Linked DNA regions of Homo sapiens: region 2 is linked to region 1. The links are chromatin contacts, found by Hi-C or POLR2A ChIA-PET in ENCODE. All regions are on one chromosome and are shown on one strand. Each heading gives the region's core, a stretch centred on a gene start or an enhancer-like site at or near the end of the contact. The rest is flanking DNA. Distances are from core to core; before and after follow the strand shown.

What was found. Hi-C counts contacts between places; a loop is a spot of excess contacts on that map. ChIA-PET counts read pairs that join two places held with the same protein, here RNA polymerase II (POLR2A). Pooled maps may share reads with other maps.
Region 2: a map with no recorded cell type shows a loop between it and region 1 (2.7-fold over the local background). The contact joins two enhancer-like sites. A Hi-C loop is called at or near these places in 1 of 168 maps with a recorded cell type or tissue (endothelial cell of umbilical vein), 1 of 37 single-sample maps with no recorded cell type and 1 of 50 pooled maps. POLR2A ChIA-PET finds 5 or more read pairs at or near these places in 4 of 52 experiments (MCF 10A, PC-9 and WTC11).

Annotation. Positions count from the first base shown.
Region 1 is chr4:8,038,945-8,043,319 of GRCh38, reverse strand. The region is part of intron 9 of ABLIM2 (actin binding LIM protein family member 2); the gene reads left to right. Among named protein-coding and RNA genes, the nearest start is that of MIR95, 36 kb to the right of the region's middle. RefSeq lists an enhancer at 2,583-3,538. Within about 2 kb of position 2,511, at least 2 of the 41 ENCODE cell types and tissues checked have a DNase peak (open chromatin) inside an H3K27ac peak, as active enhancers do.
Region 2 is chr4:8,078,420-8,082,794 of GRCh38, reverse strand. It overlaps ABLIM2 (actin binding LIM protein family member 2), which reads left to right. Exons shown (of 21, transcript NM_001130083.2): 5 at 1,993-2,119. Among named protein-coding and RNA genes, the nearest start is that of MIR95, 75 kb to the right of the region's middle. RefSeq lists an enhancer at 3,570-4,069. Within about 2 kb of position 2,239, at least 3 of the 41 ENCODE cell types and tissues checked have a DNase peak (open chromatin) inside an H3K27ac peak, as active enhancers do.

The sequences.
Region 1 (4,375 bases), core at 1,262-3,761:
TTTCCTCACCCATTGAAAGGGTCACAGCTGACACTCCTATAACGAGAGACAAGTTCACAAGAGAAAAGCATGACAGACGTATTTAATCAAAGTTTTAGGTGACACAGGAGCCTTCAGGGACGCAGGTCCAAAGACCCAGGGAGGACTGTCCTTTTTAGTTTTGGTTTTGAGACAAGGTCTGGCTCTGTCGCCCAGGCTGGAGTGCAGTGGTGAGATCATGGCTCATGGCAGCCTCAACCTCCCCGGGCTCAGGCGATCCTCCCACCTCAGCATCCCGAGTAGCTGGGACTACAGGCATGCACCATCACACCTGGCTAATTTTTGTATTTTTTGTTGAGATGAGGTCTTTTTATGTTGCCCGGGCTGGTCTTGAACTCCTGGCCTCAAGCAATCCACCTGCCTCAGCCTCCCAAAGTGCTGGGATTATAGGTTTGAGTCATCACGTCTGGCCAACACTGTTCTTTTTTTTTTTTTTTTTTTGAGTTGGAGTTTCGCTCTTGTTGCCCAGGCTGGAGTGCCACGGCTCCATCTCAGCTCACTGCAACCTCCACCCCCTGGGTTCAAGCGATTCTCCTGCCTCAGCCTCTCAAGTAGCTAGGATTATAGACATGTGCCACCACACCCAGCTAAGTTTGTATTTTTAGTAGAGACGGGGTTTCTCCATGTTGGTCAGGCTGGTCTCAAACTCCCGACCTCAGGTGATCCACTCGCCTGGCCTGCCACAGTGCTGGGGTTACAGGCGTGAGCCGCTGTGCCTGGCCTATTTTTATGCTTAGATTGGATGATAACTGGGTGGCCATGTAGAAATATGATTGGACAAAATGTGTGTGATCTGATGGGAACAGACTGAGTGGGGAAACAGCAGGGCCGTCTGCTCAGATGCTCCTTGGCCTCTCTGGGGAGTCCTTCTTCCTCCAGGTATAGGGCACAGGGGGTCTTAGGACCTACTCTCAGGCAAGCTAGGTCAGAGAATGGCTCCATGGCCAGGTTGTGCACAGAATGAGGGAAAGGTTAGACTCATGTTTCTAGGCTTCATGGCTGGCTTTGGGGAGGAACTTCTAGTTTCTATGACCCGCCTTGGGGAAGAGGAACTCTGGTTGGTATGGCTCACTTCAGCGGGGGTAGGAAGGAAGAGGGTGAGAGACAGGAGGGCAGGAGGCGGTCAGAGAGACCCTGCTTCCGAGGCCTTCCACTCTCCCTTAGGTCAAAGTCCTCAGCATGCTGTGGCTCCGTACTTTGGGGTATTGTTTTCTGAGCGCCAACATTTGCAAAGCACTTGGCATCCGGCTTGGTGCCTGCTAAGCGCTCATTCGTGGTAGCTGTTGCTGTTGCTGTTGTTGCTGCTGTTGTTGTTGGAACCTGCACGGCACATAGTAACTGCTCATTAAATATGAGCTCTTTTTTTTTTCTTTTTTTGAAGTGGAGTCTCACTGTGTCGCCCAGGCTGGAGTGCAGTGGTGCAATCTCAGCTCACTGCAAGCTGCGCCTCCCAGGTTCACGCCATTCTCCTGCCTCGGCCTCCCGAGTAGCTGGGACAACAGGCACCCGCCACCATGCATGGCTAATTTTTTTTGTATTTTTAATAGAGACGGGGTTTCACCGTGTTAGCCAGGATGGTCTCAATCTCCTAACCTGGTGATCCACCCACCTTGGCCTCCCAAAGTGCTGGGATTACAGGCGTGAGCCACCGTGCCCAGCCTCTTTTTTTTTTTTTTTTTAAACAAACTGGCATTTGCAAGGAGCGTGGGATGGTAGTGACTGTGTGTGCATGCAGTGAGCAGTGACAGCGGCCTCTGTTGTCATGGTCCCACTTTCAAGGCCATGCAACACTTTCAAGGCAGAGCTGGGCTTGGAGCCCACAGGTCTCCGTGACTCCGAGGCTTAGGTTTTTTCCAGGAGACCCTGCTGCTCAGTGCTGTAAACAGCCATGGTGGCTCCTTTCTTCTTGCATCAGGCAGTTACAAGCATGGGTGAGCACAAGCTCCCTGTGGAGCCCTGGGGACCCAGCCACGATCAGGCCAGATGGCATCCCTGTTCTGGGTAGGGGAAGGAGTTCCCGTCCACAGGAGAGATCGGGGCAGACCCAAGTGGGGGTTTCAGGTGGGACGCCTGCCAAGGGATGTTGGTGGGCAAAGAATTTCTGCACCAGTGGGGCATGCACTTGACCCAGGTCAACTGCAGCGTGGTGCACTGTGTCTCAGCTTTGATGGACTTCCTGCTCGGCCAAGTAGGTGTGCTCACAATTCCAGTTTTAAACAGAAGGCCTCGAACAAATTAATCCAGTCTCCCGGCTCTTAGTTTGACACAAGGGAGAATGTGTGGGGTGCCATGCTGCTTCCTCTTGGCCTCAGAGCTGCCCAGGGACCTGCCATCAGTGTGCCCACGTCGCTGATGCCACTCTGAGATATGAGCTGACTTTGCAGCCTCTAAGTAATGGAGCCACAATGCAAGGACACGTGCTCCCAATTCTGACACGTGCTCCAAGCACCATGGTCAGCACCCAGCCTGGCTGCATCCCAGCCCTCCCAGGGGCCAGACAGGCCAGAAGCCCGAACAGCCCTGCTCTCTCTCCCACCTTGGGGTTGGTGCCACATGAGTGGGCACTGCACACGGTCCGGCTCTTCACCAAGATGATGTGATGTGGTGGGCAAGCCCTCCTTATCCCAGGGTTCTGCCCTGCTTTTCTTTTCTTTTCTTTTTTTTTTTTTTGAAATGGAGTCTCGCTCTGTCGCCCAGGCTGGAGTGCAGTGGCACGATCTTGGCTCACTGCAACTTCTGCCTCCCGGGTTCAAGCAACTCTCCTGCCTCAGCCTCCCAAGTCTGTGAGATTACAGGCGCCCACCACCATGCCTGGCTAACTTTTGTATTTTTAGTAGAGACAGGGTCTCACCATGTTGGCCAGGCTGGTCTCAAACTCCTGGCCTCAGGTGACCCACCTACCTTGGCCTCCCAAAGTGCTGGGGGTACAGGTGTGAGCCACTGCGCCTGGCCACCCTGCTTTTTATCTCACCTCTGCTGGTGTCTGTCATCAACCTACTGTGCGCCTGGCCCCCTGCTCTGTGCTGAGCACCCCCACGGTCTCAGAAAGGGGCCGTTCCATGTCCCCGTCGGGTGCTTTGCAGGTTGCAGCTGCCCACCCCTGCCTGCTGTGGGTGGTTGTCAAATGCAGCATCCCCTTCCTTCACCGTGAGGAAGAGACCGGCTCCCCCTGCCATTCACGTGCACAGGAATGCACCAGAATCCACCAAGTGGCTGCATCTCCTCCACGGACCGTGAGGGCTTGGCGGGCAGGGACTGGGCCTCGTTCATCTTAGTTTCCAGGATAAAATGTGCACACAGTAGACCCTCCATAAACCATGGGGCTTTTGGACATCACCTATTTTACTGCTCTTTTCTTTCTGCCAAAAGCAATCTGCATTTATTAAAAAAAAAAAAAAAAAAAAAACAGTAATCAGCACACCAGAGGAAATTAAAGCATTTACATCCTGCCAGCCACAGTGGCCCTGCCGATGCTTCTGAGATACCCTTCAGGTCTCGCTTCTGTGTGTGTGTAATTTTTATAACATGGGGTCACACTGAACATATTATTTTGTAACCTTTATTTCAACATGGCAATAGTGCAGAGTATAAAAGCAACGTTCTTCCATTCTGTGTTATCATTGACTGGGTTATATGGTAATGATACTGTTGTAAGTGGCCATATTAGTGTGTATTATGCTGGGTGGAGTGTGGGAAGGAAGAAGGCAAAGAGGAAAAACCCTTTACACACACTCCAGAGACCTTCCGCCAATTAGAGAGTGCAGCCCGTTGTCATGGCAACCACCCAAGGACTTGGCATGGGGGAAAGTGGATCTGCAAGGCCACTTAGCAACCTGTCTGAGGGGTCGGGCAGGGGCTGTTGGCATCGTGCAGGCTGCCCTCTCTGACCCCTGCTGTCAGGGCTGGGTGGTTCAGGGAAGCCTGAGGAAGGCTGGGAGCTAACCCAGGGCAAGGCGGCCCCCTATGCTGTGGGGCTGGACAGGTGAATGCTGTGATCATCGCTGCTTGGAGGGGACGGAGGTGGGGAAGGGAGGATGCAAAACACACCCCGCCAGGCATCTGGCTGAGAGTTCACCTGACTTTTGCAAATGCTTGATTGGCTTTTGTTCAATTCACAAGCCTGCTGTCAACCTCACAGCTGGGCAAGGGTCTCAGTGATGAATCCTGGGCCTCTAGGAGCCACAGTCTTGAGGGGATAAGGGACAACTCAACAGATGAAGATCAACACTAACTTGTTGCGGGGGTGTGGGGAAGGAAGCCTCGAGGAGGGGCCTTCGCTGAGCCTGGAAGGACCAGAGGCAGAGCTTAGGGAAGAGGTGTGGGAGGGGCACATCCC
Region 2 (4,375 bases), core at 990-3,489, 40 kb before region 1:
GAAGGGCGGAGGCATCCTCTCACTTTGGTTCCCATTCATTCATTCATTCATTCCCCACGTGTTTCTCAAGCCCACAGCCTCTGCTGGGCATCCAGGGTCCTGAAATGAGTAAGAGGCCCCCCTTTCCCTCAGAGTTTGAATCTGCTCTCTGGCTGTTTTCCAAAGTAGCATGTGAATGTGCACAGTGTGGTCACTTAGGAAATCCTGAGCTTGACCAACGGCTTTGTGAGTGTTCGTTTGTTTTAATTGTTAAAAACAATATGACTCAGGTCTCTGCCAAAAGAAACTAATGAAGCCACGCAGGGAAGCAGCCTCTGCTGAGCTCTCACCGCACAGCAGGCCCACAGGGGGTCTCGCCGATGCTCACTGTTCACCCGGGATGCGCAAGGCTTTGGGCCAGGTCTTCTGTGTAAATTAGCACTGGATCCGGGCAGGCACCAAGTGAGGAGGTGATCACCCCACCCCACGATGAGGAAATGGGGGCTCCCGCAGGAGGAATACGCTCAGTGTGACCCAGCGCATAGTGGGGGCCAGGATTTGTACCCAGCACGTCGGGCCCTGGGGCCACCTTCTTTCCATCTTGGGTAGAGGTTTCCTTGGGCACGAGGGGTCCCTGCTTGGTCTGTGAATTACTCAGGGGCTCCTGCAGGCGGCAAGGCCCTGTTTGTCAGACACCCTCTTCCTCCCTGTCCATTACGGGGTCCGAGGCCCTTCCCTTGTCATGCCCCCAACACACAACCACACCCTTAAACACACGCAGACACACACTTCGACAAACACACAGACACACTCTCACGTGCAGACATATTCGCACATGCAGACACAAACACATACGTAGACACACTCACGCACCAGTCACACACACTGACGCACATTCAGCTATGACAGGTGCAGGTCCCTGGAGTGAGGACGTGTGTGATCCATGAATCAATGCACACCTGGGTGGTTGACTCAGTGGGCCCTGCTCCGTCCCAGTTGCTGCTGTTGTCACCAGGTGTTCACCTTGTGAGAGGCCCTTTCCCTTGGGGATGCTGTCACAGCGTCTCTGCCGCTCTGCCTCCCACTCCCCGCCCCTGACCTCATATATTCACAGGAAGACTCACAGGAAGACTCAGGTGACATACAAATGCTCACAGTCCCATAAGACACATCCACATACTTAGACAGTCACACCCTATGCACACAGATGCACATGCACTCACACGCACCCCGCTCAGGCTCGTGCACCAGGCTCTCCCCAGCTCCCCAGCCTGCTCCACCCGCTCTGCCAGGGGAGCATGCCCATGATGCTGGCTGTGGAGCCCCCGGTATGGTGGCTCATAGGGTGGAGGGATTGTGGGCCGCTGGCTCAGGGCAGGGCCAAAACCTGGAGGCCCTGTGCACAAAGACCAGGCCCTGGGACACAGGACAAGTGAGCAGGGCAGGCACGGCTGGGAAGGACAGAGAGGGCACCAGGAGGCCAGGCAGGGTCCCACGAGGCTGGTGGCCACGGGGTGGAGAGCGCCAGTCACCGTAGGGATGGCAGAAAGAGAGAAGGTGGGTTTGGCTGGCTGGGTGTGGCGGGAGAGCTCCCAGGGCTGACGGGGTTGGGGGCTGGGGGCTGGCTCGGCCCTCTCTAATATGGTCCATTTCCCTTTGGGGGGCACATCGAGTCACAGTTGGGTTCAACCTGGTACGTCTCGGTGCCAGGAGCCAACTCCGCTCTCCTGCAAGACAGGACCTCTGTTTCTTCATCTAGGTTTCCCCAGCTCATAGCCCAGGCTGCATGCAGTCAGTGCTCAATGCATGCAGGGTCAAACTTCCCCAGTTGCCTTCCCTATGCTCCAGAGACTGCTGTGTAAGAGACTCCTCCAAGCACACTCGCTGTGGCTGCTGGTCTGTCCCGCCCCTCCCGGCTGCCCCAGGGGCCTTCACGGAGTGTGGAGAGCAGGAGGCCTCCCCAACACCTCTCACAATGGTGGGGGTGTCTGTGTTCTCTTCTCTTTCTTCCAGGTTGTGGGGGCTGCGGCACAGAAATCAAGAATGGCCAGGCCCTGGTAGCCTTGGACAAGCACTGGCACTTGGGCTGTTTTAAGTGCAAGAGCTGTGGGAAGCTCCTGAATGCCGAGTACATCAGCAAGTAAGTGGGGGGAGGGCTCTAGTGAGAGCCTCCGCTCAGGCTTCCCTACTCTGTGGGGGTCCCACACTCTGCACGTGTCCCCAGCGCCACCCTCTCTGTGTCTCTCCTATTCCTCACACAGCTACTACTGCCCTGCTGCTGGGTGAGAAGCATGGCTCAGAGCTCAGCGAATTTGTCCCAACAGCCTTATGTCCCCCTTCCCTGGCCAGCCCTGGCTTCTCTAACGGCATTTGCAGCATCCGGCTCCTTTTTTTGGATGAGAAGCAGAGCTACCAGGGCTGCCAGTGCTGAGTTTTTGAAGTGCCTTCCCTCCCCGTCGCAGTCCCCCTCCACCATCCCCATGGGATCAGCTGCCTTTCCGGCGCCTGGATGTCCTGCAGGAGGTGAAGCAATGTCAGCAGAAGCCAGCATGGAGATGAGGAGAGGGGGCTGACCCATCCCAGGTGTCAGGGCTGGGGCCCCACAGCCACGCACTCTGTCTTCTGCAGAGCGGGGGCCCCTGGGGCAGCTGCCATCGACACCAAACATGTCCCACAAATGTGCAGTCACACTGGGGTGGTGGCCGATTTGGGAACCAGGGAAGGCTTCTGGGAAGATAATGGCCTTGAATGGAGGCAGCTCAGGGCCAGGAGCTGGGGGTCGGTTTTAACCCTGGGGGATTGGGGACCTGAGGCAGGCAAGCCTTCCGCATGGTGCAGGTGAGGGGCGAATATGTGGACGAGCTGAAGGCGGGCAGCTCCTCTGAGCGCAGAGGGCCCCTTCCTGGGAGCTAGAGGGTCTTCTGGCCACTTTTATCTATGCTGTGCTTGTTCTCAATGCCCAATGGGAACAAAATCATCACAGGAATTGATGGGGATGAAAAACGCCCTGTGATAAAACTGCATGGAGTGAGGCGCGCGCACACACACACACACGCACGCACGCATATGCATGCACATTCGAGCACATGTCACACGGAACCTGAATCACGTCGGTGGATGTGCCCGTGTTGACTTCCTGGCTGAGGGTGTATACTAATTCTGCATCACCACTGGGGGAAACTAGGCGAAGGGTACATGGGACCTCTCTGTATTGTTTCTTACAACTGCTGGGGAATCTGCAATGATCTTCAAGACATCATTTTAAGTAAAACCTCCAAACCAAGGTGAGCTTGCACCCAGGGTGAGGGACCTGTGCGGTGCATGAGTTTCCCCGCCTGTGTCACGGTCATCCAGGGACCGCCCGGTGTGGTGCACGCAGCACTTTAATATAAAATGAAAATGCCCAGCCCCGTGCAGGCGGCAGGCCCCTCCCGCAGCGTTGGCAGCTCACCCACACCGTGCATGTTACTTAGCAGCCTCCAGAGCTGTCCCAGAATTGACAAGGAGGGCGTTGGTGTTGCCATGGAGATGTTATCTTTAACTTCCCATTTGCTGCAAATAACACTCGTTTGTGGGTTATTACGGGAGTCCTGAGGTCAGCGGCATTTGGAAGTAAGCCTGAGGACTCATTGTATGTCTCCCCCTCACATGGAAGGAAGGGCTGCCACTCTCTGAGCGATGGCTTATCCCAGCTGTGGGCCACTTCCAGGCCGCAGCCAGAGAGGGGCACCCAGGCCCGGGGCTCATGACCCCACATCCTGGGGACCTAGCAACAGCCCGGAGCTTGGAGGAAAAGAACGTGAGCTGGGGTCTAATCCATGACAGCCTGAGAAATCCTCCCTTCTCTAGTAGCTGTGCAAAAACTCAAACCAAATTTGGAACACTACAGCAACTTCAGCGATGCTGGAAGGGGCGCATTGGAGTGGCAGGTACCTCGCTCTGTGCCAGTCACCCCCACACGTGCTGGGTCTGGCCGGGGCTGAGAGGACAGCCCTGGTTAGTAATGACAATGCTTCAGCCACCTTGGAGAGTGCCTGCCATTCTCTTCATTAGTCCTTACTATTATTTCCCCCATTATGCAGTTGGGGAAGCTGAGGCTCAGAGAGGTTAAGTGAGTTGCCCAGGGTCACACAGCTGGGATGTGGCATTTGAGCACAGGCCTGTTCACTCAACCACGGCTCAGCAGAGCAGCGCCTCCCCACACCGAGTGTGGCCACTGCTGACCTGCTGTCCCCACATCTGCACAGCCATCCATCTTGGCATGTTGATCTCTTAATAATCATGATAACGGGTGTGAAGGTCAGCTCAGGAGCTGTGCCAGGGATGACCCCGCAGACGGCTTTTCTCTGTAGCTCATTTATGGAGACTCGGAGGAAGCCTCTGCTGGAGGGGCAGG